Regions from separate parts of the Homo sapiens genome. Here region 1 is linked to region 2. A link is an interaction called in ENCODE POLR2A ChIA-PET data of the cell type or tissue named here. Cell type or tissue: endothelial cell of umbilical vein. All regions are shown on one strand. Each heading gives the region's core, and the rest is flanking DNA. Links, peaks and the distances in the headings are about the cores only.

What was found. ChIA-PET counts read pairs that join two places held together with the same protein. Peaks named below come from ENCODE experiments on the same cell type or tissue, not always from the same donor. Only the 100,000 strongest peaks of a DNase experiment are listed, where the experiment ranks them.
Region 1: POLR2A ChIA-PET joins it to region 2 with 10 read pairs; 2 of 35 experiments call an interaction of 5 or more read pairs at or near these places.

What each region holds. Positions count from the first base shown.
Region 1 is chr6:128,388,203-128,397,974 of GRCh38, forward strand. It overlaps PTPRK (protein tyrosine phosphatase receptor type K), which reads right to left. Exons shown (of 30, transcript NM_002844.4): 2 at 9,364-9,486. Among named protein-coding and RNA genes, the nearest start is that of PTPRK, 130 kb to the right of the region's middle. In endothelial cell of umbilical vein, for the core only: no CTCF peak of the experiment used is centred there; no DNase peak of the experiment used is centred there.
Region 2 is chr6:128,503,816-128,513,587 of GRCh38, forward strand. The region is part of intron 1 of PTPRK (protein tyrosine phosphatase receptor type K); the gene reads right to left. Among named protein-coding and RNA genes, the nearest start is that of PTPRK, 12 kb to the right of the region's middle. In endothelial cell of umbilical vein, for the core only: no CTCF peak of the experiment used is centred there; DNase peaks (open chromatin) are centred at 4,206, 5,276 and 6,136; H3K27ac peaks cover 4,768 bases.

The DNA of each region.
Region 1 (9,772 bases), core at 850-8,849, 120 kb before region 2:
TTATTGATACTTATAAGACATAAGGAGGAGACAACTAAGAACCTCTTTTTCTTCAGGATACTGTTGTGTCTGAATTTTGTACCTGGAATAGCCATAGATTTTAGACCTTTAAAGAGAGATAGCCTGAGGTAAAAAGATGACCTACTGAATGGAGAGGCAAAGACATAAGAAAAAATCTGAATTATTGATGAAATCACTGAGCCACTGAATGAGCCAACTCTGGACCTTTTGTTATGCGAAAGTAGCCTTCCTTATGGTTTAAACACATTTGTAGTTGTGCTTCCCATTACTTGCACTGGAAAAGGCATAAGAGATACAACTTCTGCCACACCTCCAAGTCAGCCCTGAAGCTTTTTGCTGCAGTCTCTAAAGAAAGATCTCTACATATACTTGTTTTATAAAGTTCAAAGGTTAAATCCTTATCCTATATCTCTATATACCTGGATTCCTAGCCTTGCCTTTCCCAAGACATAAAACCTTTGATAATTTACTTAGGTTCACCTGACTTCAGTTCCTTCACCTACAGAATGATGTAAATACATATTCCAAAGGCATTTTGGGAGAATTAAGTGAAATGACATATTTTAAATGCTTGGGATCAGACAGAAGGAGTCAGAGAATTATTTTTTAAGTATCCAGTAAGTCTGACCTAACATGGATAAAAATTACACACTCAAAACATAACTTTTGAATAGTCAAAATTGCCACCCTACTTTCCTATTTAATCTCCAACTCTTAAATAACTGAGGTGGGAGGAACATACAGAAATACATAACCAGCTTGATGAAGTTTGTAAAACTGTCCTATTTAATTTTATTCTCATAAACCTAGAAAAAGCAAGCCAGCGTCTTTTTAATCAGCATGGCTAGGTGGAGACTTCATGATGCTGTGAGCATTTCTAAGTTGTCATATGCTCTAAATTTAGAAAATGTTCACTTTTCATTGAAAAATACATCTCAGCCAATAATTTCCTCTTTGGTGAGGGAGTAGAGGTCTTTACAACATACCACTCTTGGCAGAAACTAGGTTGGAAAACTAACATTCTTCCAAGATTTTAAAGCATCTTTTATATGTAATGATAATCTAATATATAATCATAACTCCATATTTTTCACATTAATTATAAGAGATAATTAATATCATATATATTTTTAATAATTCCTAGTTACCTACCTTTTCTTGTTTGCTCGGTTTTTTTTTGTTTTTTTTTGTTTTTTTTGTTGTGTGTGTGTGTGTGTGTGTATGTATTTCCCTGGCATTCTTCTTGTGTTTGAAAGATAATAAGCTTTTAAACTGAGATAGTACCTACCTATCTTGAGTCAAGTTTATTTTTGGAGAGGAGAAGTATAAGGTCATAACTGTATTTTCGGTCACACTCCTACCAGGGAAAAGAAATTTTGAGTCTTTGGACTATGTATTGATTTTAAGGTATATGTTAAAGGTGACTATATAGTCTTTGAAATTGCTGTGTGTTCCTATCTTAATTCATCTAGGAGGTTGGAAGTTCTCTAGCACTGACACCTATATTCATTTTTATTTCCTTTTTTTTAATACTAGGCTATTCTTTTCCCCTGAAATATATTAGGACATATCTAACTTAGATGCATTATGTACCTGAAATATCAGGAAAAAATTCCAGTCTCAGCATGCCATTTCTGTCCACTGTAATTTAGACATTTTTCATGTTGCATTTATGTCTGCGAGGGTAACAGTCCTTACATTAAAAACCAGCCTTCATTAAGTGGCTTACCCTTCAAGTAGTCCATTACAGCCTTTCACTCTCTCACCTTGCACTGCTTCCAACTCCCACTGTTTTTAATAAGCAACTCAAATGTGGCAAACTATCTTCTCTGTGCAGAGGGCAAAAGCATCAATAGACAGATGATAACATGGTTTGGAAGAGCACATTGAAATAAGCCCATAATTCTCATCCTAAAATACCTCACTGCAAACAAAGACTTAAAATTATTTTCAAACCCTAGACTTTAGTCTGATTCCTTTCGTCCATGATTTTTTCTTTTACCATACATGCTCTAATGAGACAGCAGATAACATATGTGTTTCTAAAGGTTTGCTTAAACAGACACGCAGCAAGTGTTTATCAAATAACTAAAAATAACATACACATAAATCAAAGGAAGGGCAAAGCGTCTCCCCAAGGGATGAGAATATCATAGAGAAAATCCTGAAGCTTGGCAGCAATTCCAAACAACAGTGAGTCTCAGATTCCATTTCCCACAAAGGGTAAGAAACAGTCATTTAAAGCTTTCAAATTGTGGAAAGAAGTATTTTAAATGAAGTAGTAGAAGATCATTCTGGATTAAATCAAATAAATTATATAGCTCATTATATAGTGGATTTAAATAAATGCCCATGCCCAAGTCAAGGAAATTTGTCAACTCAACTGCAGTGATGAAGCACGGTGGTACTGGAACAAGAGTAACTTTTATATTAGACAGACAGATTTAAGTTCCAATTCTGTCCCTGGGTGACAATTATTCTATCACTCTCTGCCATGTTTTGTCTCTGGTAGATATGCTGTTAAGATATTCACTCCACTTATCTCCGAAATATCACCAATTTTATAAGGCTCTTGTGAAGATTAGAAGATACATGTCATGTCCCTGGTATAGTAAAACTCAGTAAGTGACCAGTAAGTGGTAGCTAATAGTAGTAAGTACTTTCATCTCAGAGATGCTTTTCTAAAAGTGCTTGAGTCTGCAACATCATTGTTTTCAAACTACCCTTTGGAGCCATATGTCTCTACGTGTTTTTCAGAGAAGCCATCTTGATGGAGCCAGGGTGGTATAGAGAAAGGGGTAGATGGTGAGAATGTAGGGGATTATAAAACAGATAAGTTCCAGGACCATTCATTCCTTGTCATTGATTTTAAATATTAAAGTGATAGAAAATATTATTTTTTTAAAAAAGAATTCTATTACTTAAAAAAAAATCTGAAAATCATTGAATGACGCATAACCTTCCAGCTTTAAACATCTGAAGTTTTCACGCTCCTTAGAATCTAACACCTATATCCAGTACTTTTTGAGGTTTTCCCATCTACGTTAATGGCCTCATGTTAAGCCCTTCCTCTCCCCATTACCACCAAATCTCTCAGTTCCCCTTAGGACAACTGCACATGTTCACACACACTCTCTTTGGTTGTGTTAACAGACAATGCTAAGTAGATGACAAAAAGAAAGTAAACCAACATTTTGGCCTGATTTTCTCAATCTCGTAATACAAAACTAGCGATAATATTGCAAGCTAATATTCATTGCCAATACTACATGCACAGAACTTTATTCTACCAATCTCTGCCATGTTTTGTCTCTGGAAGATACACTGTCAAATAATTCTGTTAATTCAGCTGTGTGAGATTTTTGACAGTTATGGCTTTGTAAAAAACTATGCTTTTTTATTAATCATCTATAATAGGGGGATGAAAATATTAGTCAAAGTGATCCACTACTTTTAGTAACTGATCACTGTTCCCAGAGAGAAAGAAAGCCTAAGTCAACATAACTTCCTTGAAATTTTTTCTCAGATGTATTAAAATGTGTTCCATGGCATATATAATATTATTTTAATAAATTATTACTAAATTAAATAAATTATTACTAAATCTTCTCTTATAAAACTAAGAGACTCATATCATTACTTAGGAAACTTAGCTGAAATCATGTTACCTATAACTTTTATTGTATGCATCAAATTATGGACACCCATGTCTTATTTAATTTTCACTTCATCACAGTATCAGAAGAAAGCCAGGTACAAAATCATGTGACCCATGCATGCTCCCCACTGAATAAAAAAACACACCAAATCTCTCCAAATAAATAATTGAAAAATGGTCCTGGAATTATCTGTTTTATAATCCCCTACATTCTCACCCCTACCCCTTTCTGTATACCACCTGGCTCCATCAAGGTGGCTCCTCAGAAAAACACTTAGAGACATATGGCCTTAAACTACTGAATCAGACCTCACTAAGTTTTATAAGGGAGGAGGAGTGGTTCCTTACTTCAATCTTCAGAGTAATTTAACAACAAAGGGCTTTCATTTTTTACTATATATACAGTGTGTGCATTTTAAATAAAGAACTCTGTACAGTTATTTTCATTATTATCAGTGAAAACACTAGACTGAAGGTGGGATACAATTCAGTCATAATTTTAAATACTATCAAATAAGTTCTCTAGAGACTCTAAACTAAAATTCAATTAGCTATTTTGCAAAAACCTGTTAAAAATAAAAAGCAGTTATAATTACAGTCAAAGATAAATGTATTGAGATGTCAGTCACAATCCCTACTCTCAGATCTAGGAGAGAACATATAGTAAAATGGTCAAATAAATTTATTTCATGAGGTCATAAGCATAAAAAAATTGACAAACAATGTCAAGAACACACATGTCTTTGAGATCAAAGAATGATTTCTAGTTCTATGCAACAGCTCTTATTCTCTATGGGTTCTGAAAATATATATACAATAGACTTTTGAGGGACAGAAGATCGGAATTTGACAAGCAAAAGTCAAAAACAAAAAGAGAGAAAGAAATATGAAAAGAGAACACTTTTTTGATAGAATTAACAACATTTAAGTGTATCCAATATAGATAGGTAATATTTATAAAGACTAAGGTCAAATCTTAATAATTATGTAAGGGTCTAATTACATAAAAATCTCAACTCAATATAATGTTTGGTAAATGGGGTATTTTTGAATTCAATTAATTTTCTAACAAGAGGAAAAACATCTTGTTTAATTCTTGACAAAAATATTTTAAAACTTACATTACAGAAGTTGACATTTTTGTCTAAGAAAAATAATTTTTTTTGAGAAATAAAACACAAAAAAATATGGTCTATGTTCATAAGGACTTTTTTTTTTTTTTTTTTTTAAGACAGAGTCTCACTCTGTTACCCAGGCTGCAGTGCAGTGGCCTGATCTCGGCTCACTGCAACCTCCGCCTCCCAGTTCAAGCAATTCTCCTTCCTCAGCCTCCTGAGTAGCTGGGATTACAGGCAGCTGCCACCATGCCTGACTAATTTTTCTATTTTTAGTAGAGACGGGGTTTCACCATGTTGCTCAGGCTGGTCTCGAACTCCTAACCTCGTGATCCGCCCGCCTCGGTCTTCCAAAGTGCTGGGATTACAGGCGTGAGCCACCACGCCCGGCTGTTCATAAGGACCTTATAGTCTAATGGACAGAAGGACATATAAGAAATATACTATAAAAATAGCTACAATTTAAGTAGTACATAGTACAGTGGGCCGCATCTTCTGATATGAGGATAGAAGAAACAGAGTTTCAAGCCAGTCAGGAAAATCTTCTCAAAGCAGGTAGAACGTGAGAAGACACAGTAAAAATGGGTAAGAGATTAACGAATGGATAAGCAGACAAAGAAATATTTCAGCAGAGGGAAAAGAACAATACAAGGCCCACACAAAGATATCAGCGAACACAGTATTTATTTAGTAGGGAGGAGAGAATCCAGTATGGTAAGAAAACTAGAAGTTTGGACCCATTTGAGGATATCTATTTTATATCTTTTGTTCTAATCCATGACATTTTATTTATTATTTTAGTTTCCCAGCCTTGTGTGCATTGGTTTTTATTTTTTTCAATTTACATTGACATATCAGATACATAAAGAAAAGTACACAACTCATCATTGCACACAGCTCAATGACTTTTTACAGATTTCAGCACACCTCAAACTGTAAAACGCCATCCAGATTAAGAAATAGAATATCATCACCAGCATCTGGAAGACTCCTTCATGCCACCTGACAAGCACTAACCATCATTACCCAAACCCTCCTTCAAGTAAATAATATGCTGATTTCTAATATCATTGATTAGTTTTGCCTGTTTCTGAAACTTACATAATTTATATAAATGTATATAATACATACTCTCTTGCATCTGGTTTCTCTCCCTTAAGATTGTGTTTGCGAAATTCATTCATGTTATTGTATAAAGCAATGGTTCTTTCATTTATTTGCAGTACAATATTTCACTTTATGAATATGCCACCATTTATTTATACATTGCACTGCTGACAGACATTTGGGTTGTTTTTAGCTTGGAACTATTATGAATGCTGATGCTATCAACATTCTTGCACATGTCTTTTGGTGAACATGCATACTCAGTCCTGCTGGGCTTATACCCAAGAATGGATTTGCTGGTCACAAGGTTGTACAGATTTATGCTCCAACAGTAGTATTAGAGGGTTTTACTTATTCTACATTCTTACCAACACTTGGAATTAAAATTTTCATTTTTCCACTGATTGTACAGTAGTTTCTCACTGTGTTTTAAATATGCATTTCTTTGATGACTGAGTTAAGTAGGTGTTCATAATTTCATATGATTTGGGGACACTAGAACTGTCTTATGAAGTACTCATTCTTCTGCATGCTATTTTTTATTCTATTTGGCAGACCTTTCAGTCATCATCATTGTAATCTGACCAAACTAGTATGTGGAACTGTGTAGTAAGTAGTAAGTAGGAACTGCTACAGAACATTTTAAGCAATGATTGATGGTACTGTATCTCCTCATGAATAGAAACAATTTTTTTTATTATTCTCTACTATCTATCTTCAGTCTTCTTTCATTCTAATCTATTTATTCATCCTTTTTTCTCTCACTCTTGGCTTTCAGTCCAAAAAGTTAATAAACAGAAGCCAGTTAATAGCACCAAGTATCACACAGTTCAATAACAAGTTAGGTTTGGAGAGCCAGCTTTTATAGAGTTCCCAAACATTTGGGGTTTTTTGTTTGTTTTGTTTTTGTTTGTGTTTTTAAAGTACATAAAGAAAATAAGCATGCTTGCTAATTTATGTGACAATAAAAAGATCATAACATTTTAGCATGAAAAATCTAAATGTCTCCTTTACACCAATTTATGAGCAAGGAATATTCAGTCAGCACTTTAAAGGAATATCAGAAGGAAAATGAAAAAAATAGTATCTATTATAAAAAGAGATGACTAAAAGAATAACATACATGAGTGCTTTCTCTCACCTCTCTGAAGACTAAACACTGTTTCATTCGGCAAAGTGGCCGTGACCTTTTTCCCTCCTCTGCATGATTAATTACTTAATGTCCTATTAATTGGAAGATATGGCTGAATTTCAAATGCTTTCATTTTCTGTGCATATCATCCTGTACTGTAACCACCGATTAAGCTGTTCATCAAAGGTGAGCCAACAAGGTCATCTGAGCAGTAATTCTTCAACTATTCATTACCCACCATCAATGGTAATTAGCAATGGTAACATTTCCATAAATCAACATCTTTCTTATTATTCTATGATGATAAACATTCAAAATGTGTGCATCCCAGCCCACCCACATCCTTTAATTTTATATGAAAAGTTTAGTCTAAATATACCACAGAGAAAATTCAGGTGAAAAATTACAGTAGTTTAATTAAAATGCACCAGGAAAATAAGGTTACATACCTTTGAAAGAAAAAATACAAATCTACGCACAAAATTAAATGAGTCTGCTGACAAAGTAGGGGTCAAATATAAGAAACAAAGAGTGTCAACCACACAGTTCCAGTTTTCCCTCTGCAAAGGAAATTATGGCTCAGTTCAGCCTCAAAAATAACCATTTCCTACTCAATCACGGAGAGTGACAATTCAGAGTAAAAAGCAAATTTAATTCATTCTATTATAAAAGTACACATCACGGGGGAACCAACACAAAATTTTTCAAGGAAATATTTACCATATTCATTTACAAACTAAAAATTACATTTAGAAATGTAACTTTTAGGTTTTATTTACTTTGTGTGCTTGTGATAAATTGTTTATTGTTGATGTTTTCACTTTTTTTTTTAAATCACATTGATCAGCAAGTTCAGGGATGCTGCTGATAGAATTTTCTCTCTTCAATAAGCAGAATTAACATTTTCATTTCTAATGGCTATGTCTAAAATTGTCATATCTAAAATTCACACTCAAGAAGGACTTACTCTTTTTGTAGAAAAATTAATTCTAAACCATTTTTAATCATAATAAAAATACTAAATATACTTTGAAACCTAAATTATTAGTACTAAGCAATCAGCACATTAATTATATTATATATTATAATAGCATAATGATAATATATTATATATACATAACTATATATAATATATAATTATGTACTATTTTTGTTTCTTTCTAAATATTGGAAGGAAAAGAGTTTGTTCTCTTTCATGTTGTATTTTTAAATTCCTGTTTACATTTTAATGTCACAATTTAATGTTATTGCTAAGCATATACGCACAGAACTTGGAATTTGCTCCAGATTAATATGCAGAATTGAAAGCACAACTATTAGTCCAATATTGTATGAAATGGTATGTAAATATTGACATCCTATGTTAATGTGTTTTTCCTAAGATGAAACATAATGCACACTGTTTTAAACAATTATAAATTATATTATCTCCCAAAACCCAAAATCAAAGGATATAACAAAGTAAGGTAAAAAACGAAAAGATGCTGGGCGCGGTGGCTCACGCTTGTAATCCCAGCAGTTTGGGAGGCCGAGGCGGGCGGATCACGAGGTCAGGAGTTCGAGACCAGCCTGACCAACACAGTGAAACCCCGCCTCCACTAAAAATACAAAAATTAGCTGGGCGTGGCAGTGCACGCCTGTAGTCCCAGCTACTCAGGAGGCTAAGGCAGGGGAATCACTTGAACCTGGGAGGCAGAGATCGCAGTGAGCAGAGATCAGGCCACTGCATTCCAGCCTGGGTGACAGAGTGAGACTCCATATCAAAAAACAACAACAACAACAAAAGAACAGATCTGGCCCTATTTCTCTATAATTCCCACATAAAAGATCTCCATTTGATACTTTTGTCTCCACACTGCCTCCCCTCAGAGTCACTGGCATGCTCATGACCACTGGGAGAAAGACACAACCTCTCTCCTTACAATGTAATAAAATTCTTTCCCTTCAGTCTGATTGGATCCAACATATACAATTTAATTGAATAACTACGAAAAGAGCTGATCCCACATTTGAGAATTTTTTGGAAAGGATTTTTTTTTGTTTATTCTGTTTTTTCTTTTATTTTTTGATTTTTGGTTTGTCACTTGGGTTTTTATTAAATAGAAAAAAACACTAATACTTATCTTTTTTTTTTCAAAGACAACAAGGAATACAGAATTACAGAAAGTTATTAAGGGAAAGGCAAAGAATAAGGCTCTTAGAAGTGATCCAGTAGCACAATAATTTAGCTTATTATAACCATTAAATTATTGTTGTTACACTTTAAATAAGAAAATCATAGATACTGCAAAACTATTCCCCCAACACTGACTAAACAGAGTGACTCTCACCTTGGGGCATCTCGGGTGGTAGATAATGAGGCTCTTGAGCACTAACATGCACCCATTCAAAGTCATCATACAGATCCTGGTGGTAATCACAGGCCCCTGGACCATCATCAAAAGTACAGCCACCTAGGAGAAAAGAAGACTACTGTTACATTCTAAACAGATTTTCCAAACATAACGAAAGTTCTGGAGAAGGAAATGTTATATTGATATATATAATGTTACTCACAATCTTAATAATAAATGGTACTCCTGTTTATCACTATTCTCTTTAAATTTTCACAGAAAAATAAATGTCTATCAGTACTTTCTGTTTGAAAAAGAAGCCCATTTGAGACCCAGAAGGAAGACTGAGGCACAGATTTTGAATTATTAAAAATAATAGATACATGCATAAGTCAGGCTTTCTTGA
Region 2 (9,772 bases), core at 713-8,712:
GCATGCACCACTATGCCTGGTTATTATTGTGTGTGTGTGTGTGTGTGTGTGTGTGTGTGTGTGTGTGTGTAGAGATAAGGTCTTGCTATTTTGCCTACCAGACTAACTTTATTAGGGATAGTAATCAATCCTGGAAATGCACAAATCAATGGTTCCCGCCCCAATAAGGTGTTGCCAACAAGACCATATTAAGAACACAGACTGATATCACCTGTTTTAACAAGCTTTGAAGGATATCATATTTGATAAAAATGTACAGAATAGATATATCCTTTTTGTCATTGCTCACATAAAAGACAACACGTGATGTAACTGCAATGCCAACAAATCAGGTGACAAGAACAATAAGAGTCTTGACCTAAAAGGACCCCTCTTATTCTTTCAAAGCATTAGCCTCTGGAAAGGTAAATGCTGACATGACATCCTGCCCCTTCTCTGTCCCCTGCCCTTTACTTGACTACATGTGAAAGCAACAGGAAAAACTCTTAATAAAATTATATGCTTTTCTAAAATGTGTTGGCAACTGGAAGCAGCCTGTAGTATAACTGTCAATGAGCAAGGAGCAAGGATAGAGTACTTTCAGCCAATGGTGTGCCAAATTGTGAACAAACTGTGGAGAGAGTCCAGGAAAGATCTCAAGTGGATACTTCAGTGAACAGTAAGTAACTAAGAACTTCAAAGGATTGCCCTACAGACTCCTGAACCTAAATTAAAGGTAAAAACAACAGCCCTCAGAGCAATTAGCAGGCTTCAACTGGGATGTGCATTCCTGATAAGAATTAGCCGGGAAAGGGCACAATGTACCTTGCAAAATCTGAAACGTTGCCTAAGGAGTAAGCAATCAGAGCACCTGGGTTCTTCTGGCAATATCTGCGCTCACCTTTCCTGGTTGTGGGTTTGTCCGATACCCTAGTGCAAATAGATTGAAAGCCAGAGCCTGAATCACACTGGTTAAAATTTATGGTTTCTCATGTACACTATCATATTTAAGTATACTACTATCTAGTGTTTTCATTATAGAGATCTCCCATTTTCAGTTACTCATTTTCTGATTCAGTATCCTTTAGGTATTATTGTGACCAAAATATGTAGCAGTCTGCTTTCCAAATAATAAGTGAGTCACGATTCTGGGGTCCAGGACAAGCAAGTATACATCCCTGCTTTTAGAACTGTTTCATATTTAAATTTAGATGTGCCATAGAAGTTTTGAAGTTTTGTTAATGCTCCTTTTATTGAGACTGAATCTGGTCAAACAGTATACCAAAATGATAACAACTTAAGAAATTTACTTGTTTTTTTTTTTTTTTGAGACGGAGTCTCACTCTGTCACCAGGCTGGAGTGCAGTGGCGAAATCTCGGCTCGCTGCAACTTCTGCCTCCCGGGTTCATGCGATTCTCCTGCCTCAGCCTCTTGAGTAGCTGGGACTACAGGCCTGACCAACAGGAAGAAACCCCATCTCTACTAAAAATAGAAAATTAGCCATGCGTGGTGGCACATGCCTGCTATCCCAGCTACTCAGGAGGCTGAGGCAGGAGAATCGCTTGAACCTGGGAGGCGGAGGTTGCAGTGAGCTGAGATCGTGCCATTGCACTCCAGCCTGGGCAACAAGAGCGAAACTCTGTCTCAAAAAAAATAAATACACACATAAAATAAAAAATAAATGAAGATGAGTTTATGAAGACAGCTGCTGCCACCGCAATCACAAAGAAGACCTAGGTTAGTAGGAGCATCCAGTCAGAACACAAAGTTGCAAATATTGTAAGGACATTATCTCAGTGACATTCAAGCCTGCAGTGCAAAGAGCTTCTCCGGTAAGAAAGTTAACAGGGATTTCTAACATCTGGAGTGCACAAGTGTTACACAAGGAAAAGAGAAGTTTGTGTCAATTAAAGCTAGAAAAGATAGTGTTAAAAAGTTGGAAAAATAAAAGAAATCTAAAGCTCGAGTCTAACATAAAATCCTTCTCACAGCTTAGAAAAGCTTTCCTCTGTGTTGACAGGTCAAAGAGCAACTCTGCAAATGAGCTAATAATTGTCAAAACTTTAGCCAGACCTTTCCACCATGTGCCAGGACTAAGTGGCTTTACCCAGAGAACAGCAGCTTGAAAAAGTCTTGGGGTTCAAATAGATTTGAAACTACCTCATTGTTTTGTGAACTAAGGAAAATTAAATAGCTAGGCAACCTCCAAAAAGAAAAAGAAAAATGTTATATAGAATTCATAAACACGTTCTAAAAGCCAGTGCATTTGTTTAGCATATGTGTCAAATGCAAACAGAAGCAATAGTGATATTCCTTTCTCATTCTATAACCATTGGGGAAACAATATACCAACATTCTTAGGCATTAAAGAGATCCCTCTTATCTTGTTGATTAATTCTAATTCTCTCATTCTAAATCTGAGTGCTACTCCCAGATAGGACATAATACTTACTGGGATGGGCACTGCTTGGAGTGGCAGAGATTTCATTCCTCCACTTTCTGGTCAATTCTTATTTTAACCTTATTCCCAATTTAGAATTTTCATATTTTATCATCTGAGATTAAATCGTTCTAGAAGGTAAGCAATTCTTTGTAGGCCAAAAACTTCCCACCTCCCTCAACCTACCTAGAGAATTTTAAATGCATTTTCCAAAGATGTTGGGTAGGTTTTTATACATGGCAAGACCCTGATCTCTACAAAAAAATTTTTAAAAATTAGCCAGGTATGGTGGCGCACACCTGTGGTCCCAGCAACTCTGAAGGCTGAGGCAGGAGTTTTGCTTGAGCCCAGGAGGTTGAGGCCACAGAGAGCTATGTTCACACCACTGCATTCCAGTCTGGTTGACAGAGTAAAACTCTGTCTCAAAAAAAAAAAAAAAAAAAAAAATTATTATAAGTCACTGTAACCTCTAACATAAAAAAAGAATAAGTTTGCTTCTTGTTTTCATAAACACTGGATTATATTCTATAAAGTGATGCTTGTGGTCTTTGTTAATCAGCATATTGAGCTGATTTACTTCAGGCATCCTATTATTTATTCTCTGGTGGTTTTATTTTAAAGTAAAAGATAATGTAGTTAGAGATTTTAAGAGATAACAGCATGAGATTAGATATTCTGCAAACACTGGCAATTTCATTAACAATAATAACTAAAATGGACAAATTTTATTAGTGTGCCAGGCACTCATTTAAGCACTGTAACTCAATATTTCTCAAAACCTACATCTGGAATGGGTACTTTCCCATTTTGAATATGTGGAAACTGAAGGAAAGTGGTCAGATCATGTAGTAAAAACATGTTGGAATGTATATTCCCACTCAAGCAGTCAAGTTCCAATGTCCGCACTCTTAAACACTATGCTCTATACTATGTGTGGAGATCAGCATTTGATAAGTATTCTTTTGCTTAAACACAAAATGGGCATAAAATATCAGTGACTCAACTAACAAAAAACAGTTTTTTAAATTTCTATTTTTGAACCTTGGGTATATGTAATCTAGTAACTTTAATTTGGCTTAGGAAAAATTTACACTTCTCCAAAATTGCTTTTCTCTCCTTAATTCACACTAGAGGCCCACTCTAGAGGCCATGTGGGCCTCTTTTAAGACAGAAGTTCAAAATCCCCATTTCCTGGTAAGACCGTGAGTGTACTTAAATAACTACTGTTGTCCCCTTCATAATGAATGACCAAACAGTGCCTTATGGGATGCAGGTGCCAGGGCAATTAGGTGATGGTCACAGCCCACCCTCATTCCTGGCTGATAGGACTCTGCCAGCCACTGGTCTCCCTCTCTTGTGGCTGCCCACTAGACAGGGCAATGGGCTACAGAAGCAATAGCAGAGAGAGGGCTGATCAAAGTCCAGGCAAGAGAGGCAGTTCATAAGCAGCTGCAGGTCAGAGCAAACAGGATTCTGCAGCCAAACAACCAGGGATTATGCATGTGAATATTCAGGTTGTAAATGCACATTGACATACACTGTAGTCTAAGAGGCTGTCCACCAATCTTCTTGATCCTGCTTCCAGAGGGAGAGTTAGTGACAGCAAACCTCCAGAAAACAAATGTGCTCTCTCCTCTGCCTGACTTTGTTTACATTTCGGATTACTCAAGTTTTGGGAAATTCCACTTGGCGGAATTTTACTATCATTGTGGCAATGTGTTTGTAATTCTTTTTCGGTAGGCTTTTACTTGTTTGGGTAGTTTTGAGACTATGGAAAGACTACTGATAGACTGGAATTATCCTAGGCAAGTTCTGAAGTGAATCAGCAAACTGTAAGACAGACAGAGCTTTGACACTTGCCACATCTCAGGAGTATGGTCAGTTATAAAATATATGGTCAGTTACCAACAAAGCCCCAAGCTTCACTTGTGAATCACTAGATGTGGGCAGCGATGCAAATATTACCATGCCTTAATAGTCATTAACATTATAAATGCTGCACAGGCACTGGGACAAGTCACTGCTGGCTTACTTGCCAGCATACCCAAAACCTGGCACAGCATGGGCACATAGTAAGGTGCTCAAAGATTCATGGAGTGAAAGAATAAATGAAAGGATATAAACCTCATCAGGATCATGCTCTTAAAAACCAGGCAGAACAGCTTAGATGGCAAGAGCATGTTCTAGCTTATCACGAAAATTTTTAAAAGGAAAAAAGTATACACACAACTTTCTATATATGATATATATAAGTACTTAAAACACATTTACATTTCTTTAATAACTTATTTTATAATCACATAATCTATATTGAATATCTGGAGGAAATACAAATACAGTAGGACCCCCTTACCCACAGTTTCACTTTCTGTGGTTTCAGTTGCCCTTGGCCAACTGTGGTCCAAAAATATTAAATGAAAAATTTCAAGCAGGGCTCTGTGGCTCACACCTGTAATCCCGCACTTTGGGAGGCTGAGGCGGCAGGTCACCTGAGGTCAGGAGTTCAAGACCAGCCTGGCCAACATGGCAAAATCCCGCCTCTACTAAAAACACAAAAAAATAGCCGGGCATGGTGGAGGCAGGTGCCTGTAATCCCAGCTACTTGGGATGCTGAGGCAGGAGAATCGCTTGAACCCAGGAGGCGGAGGTTGCGGTGAGCCAAGATCATGCCACTGCACTCCAGCCTGAGCAATAAGTGCGAAACTCCATCTCAAAAAAAAAAAAGAAAAGAAAAGAAAAGAAAACGAAAAAATTTCATAAATAAACAGCTTTTAAATTACACACCCTTCTGAGTGGCGTGATGAAATCACATGCTGTCTCACTCCGTCCTACCCGGGACATGAATCATCCCTTTGTCTAGTGTGTCCATATTGTACAGCCCACTTGCCTGTTAGTCACTCAGTAGCCATTTCCATTATCAGATTGAAACAACATGGTATAGTATATTTAAGGGTGGGTTCCATACGAGTTTCAGACGTCTACCGGGCACCTTGGAATGTATCCCCCAGAGATATGGGAGGGCTAGTGAACTACCTGGTAGCATTAAAGTTTATTTATACATACATAGGAAATACATATATGTGAAAAAAGTTGGGGGGACTGCTCTTTATGATACATGATTGCAGAATCACCCATTATTCACAAGAACCATGCTCATTCTTCTTTATTATACCACTTTCCCCAACATTGAGAGGCAATGTATCACTTAAACATGCAAATATATGAAGCATTTATTTATTGTTTTCATTTCCCTTCTTCAGCATACACACTTTTTGTGCCTTCAGCAATACTTTCCTTATTGTCAAAGTTTCTATTCCTAACAAAATTTACATTTTTATGGTAGTTTACAAATATAAAACTACTTTCACATATATTATTCATTTCACCTTAAAAGTGTCTGGTTCAGTAGACTAGACAAGACATTAAAGTCATTCTTCATTGTAATATTCTCATTTTGGTGATAAAGAAATGAAAGATCAAGCAGAAAGGACTGCTCCCAAATTTCAGAAAGTGACAGAGCTTAAGACTGGAACATAAGTCCTCCTGTAGCAAGGCCAGTGCTCTGTGCATTAAACAGCCTCCTGCATAGATCTCCAAAGGCATTGGTTCTGAGGTAGGTTGCTGCCAGCCCCTTCACCTCATTCATATATTTCCTGAGCATTTAAGTGTTGGTTTAGATAAAGGGGCATAATGAGTCAACACCAGATAGCAATCTGCTCCAACTGACCAGGTGGTTAGGGCAAATTATTACAAACTTCATCATTTAGGACTGACAGTCATCACATAAGGACATAAATAAGACAGAAAAAGAGTCATAAGTTATTATCATAAGTTATTTATGATAATAGACAAAAGTGTACGAAAACAAGCCTCCAGTGACAAAGGGAAGCATGATGAAGTCAGTAAACCTTCCTCCTCAACCACTGTCTACACCCCTATGTGCCAGGCCAGCTGCCCTGGCCATTGAAGGTCCATTACGGACCATTAAAGTGCCTGGAGACTATCCCCTGGCCTCAACTGGCACAGCCATGGTCCTCAGTCAAATCCACTAGCACTAACATGTGATTAAGACAGCCTGGGTAAATCTCTCATTAGGAGAGGAGGTAGCTAGGCAAACAGCTGCTACTTCTCTACATTTTATTCATTATTCAGTACCCCAAGATATTTCTTATAGCAACTCTTCCTAATATCCCATGTTGCTCAGATATACATAATAAATTTAGGCAGCAGAGGTTAGAGGATCAAAATTAAAAATAAAATCACCATCATCTCTTGAGGTTTTCAAAAATAGTAGAGTTAGTAGGTTTTGTCTGTGTCAATATCATTTACCACAGCTTACTTTACCCTTTGCTTTCTATTAAAAATAAATAAATGCATACATGCAAACACCTATACATGCATACATGTATAAATTCTGTCATGATATCTGAAAACCAAGCAGTTATCTAAGATAGTCTCTTGCATTCACAGACATATTATCACCTTATATGCAGACTACTATTCTAATCAAATCCAATCACTAAGTCAGGTTTATATTTGGAAATATTGTTTCAGAAATTTGGAATACAAGCCAAAAATTTTTTAATCTTAAATAATAATTATATAGATTACTGTTAAGGAAAATGATATATATATAGTATACATTAATATATGATACATATATAGTAAGAACACTAACCTATACATTAAAATCTTTAATTTGAGCTCAAGTTCTTCCTACCTGTATGACTTTGGGCAACTTACGTCAAATGAAGGGGTCATTAATTTCTAAGATCTTTTTTAACACCAAATTCTACAAATTTTTAATGTTAGACTAATTCAATACTGAGACAAGGAAAATAAAATAATGGAAATAATATAAATTCATGCTTTAAAGTAGTCCTTAAAGGGAAAGCCAATAAATAAACACTCTCAGATTAAAAACAGGTGATCTGTAAATGTATACAAGCCTGCCAGACACAAATTGCCTCTTTCCTCTCTTTCTCTTCCACGCTTTCCCACTTAGAGATCACCTAGTGGTCCACAACAGAGAACAATCTGATCCTACTGTCTCTTCCCCATCATCTCCCATCTTCTTTCTTCCCCATTAGAAAGATTACAAACCCTGGGCCAAGCCAATCAGCACACTAACTTCCCCTCAGTCAGAGCCTTAGATTCAATGGTTGGAAACAAGATCAGTGGATTCAAGCACTGTAAACCTTAGAGCCTTATCAGGTGCAACCAGCAGATAATTCACATTTCCTTAAGGGACTTGAACCTGGGATCTTGTTCGGTGGGAGCTGCCACAGCCATCGTGCCTCTATATGGAGCCTAAGAAGCTCCTGGAATACCCTAGAACTAAACTAAGCAGGCAGAGAAACATCATGTCTCAGTGGAATTACGTCAACTTCTAAATCAAGCTCCACCTGAACTGTAGTTAGGAGAGACAAATAAATTCACCTTTTGTTGCAACCAGTCTGGGTTACATTTTCTGCCAAGATGCAACCAAAGAAATGTCTAATCTTTAAACATTTGTGTACATTCATTAACGAATCTTGACTCTACCAGTGACTCATATAGCCACTTGGGACAAGTTATTACTTAACCCCTCGAGGCCTTAGTTTGTAAAATGGAGATGATCCTCATCTTAAAGGATATTGTGAGGATTTAAAATTATGTAAAACACTGATCACAGGCCCTAGCAGGTCATGGGCTCTCAGTAAATTACAGCTCATATTGTTATTTTTGCAATTGCTTTAGGAAAAGCTCTCTTCTCCAACATATAAGAAAATAAATGAACCTAATTATTGCTCATAAGAATAAAAGCAGTACTAGTAAAAAAGACAAGTTCCAGAATTTGGAGTCAAACTAGAAAAAGTAACTGTGAAGTTCTTGAAGATATACGAAAGTGCCCTCTCAGAGTCTCTCCACCACTACTTCTCCTCTAACAGTGATCAGTCTCCTATTAAATCTTTCTTTAAACATTAGTGTCTAAATTAAGTACATATGGAAATACACTGATTTACAGTTCATTAATTCAATAAATTATATATTTTATATTTAAGACAATATAGGTTATGCAGACTTTTATTTACAGTATCAAAAATATAGAGAACGTTGCTATTATCCCAAACTCCAGCTTCTGATCTCATGATACAGCCAACTGTAATGGGTGAACATTAATTTTTACTTCTTGTTTTTTATTAGTCTCTGCCATAACCACGTCATTATGCCAATATTTTCTGAATCACTAGTGAATGGCAAAAACAAATATAGCAGTTGTGATTTAATCAGAGACAACACTGTTGAAACAGCTAGCACAAGTAGACACATTTAGAATAGTAAATGGATAACAAAAAACACTTACAGGCTCATTAATAAGAAGGCAATTAGGTCTTCTGGGAAAATTCATTTTCTAAAAGAATGCTAAAGCAAGCTATAAAATGCAAGTAAAATTGTGTTTTGACATGAATAGTGTACACTGTCTATTACATCATAATTTTTCTCTTGAGAAAACTGACAAGAATCTCTGTTCTTAAATATGAGCACAAAAGATAATAAAAAGAACACCAGTTATATTTAATGCATTCTACCTACCAACTCCCATTCATTAAATTTGACTGTCCTATAAATGAGCTCCTTACTACAAAGATCTTAAATTACACTTAGATGAAAAAGAGAATTATAAAGCAAGAGACTGCTACTAGTAATGTCAGAGGGAATAGTATTTCCTGTATCAACATAACATTATGCTAAAAATGATTTGCATATAGCATGTTTGGTTCCTTGAAGAGTATGTTTATCTTTAAATATTCTTATACAAAATATTCATAACCAAAACTAGTCTTACTTTTAGTCTCTTATGAAAATATTTTTTTTCAAAGTCATCTGAGCATTCTTTTAAAAAGCTTGTATAGTACTGTTGTTTTGATGTGTCTGGAATATTAAATAATAATCAAGTAAATATTGATCAGAAATATACTCCAGGGGCCGGGCATGGTGGCTCACACCTGTAATCCCAGCATTTTAGAAGGCTAAAACAGGAATATCACTTCAGCTCAGGAGTTCGTGACCAGCCTGGGCAACATGGTAAAACCCCATCTTGACTAAAAATACAAAAATTAGCTGGGCATGGTGGCGCACCTGTAATCCCAGCTACTTGGAAGCCTGAAGCAGGAGAATCTCTTGAACCCAGGAGGCAGAAGTTTCAGTGAGCCGAGATCGTGCCACTGCACTCCAGCTTGGGTGACAGGGCAAGACTCCATCTCCAAAAAAAAAAAAAGAAAGAAAGAAAGAAAGAAATAAAGAAAAAGAAAAAGAAAGGAAAAAGAAATATAAATCCAAGGAAATGTATTTCAGGTTATCATTAATCC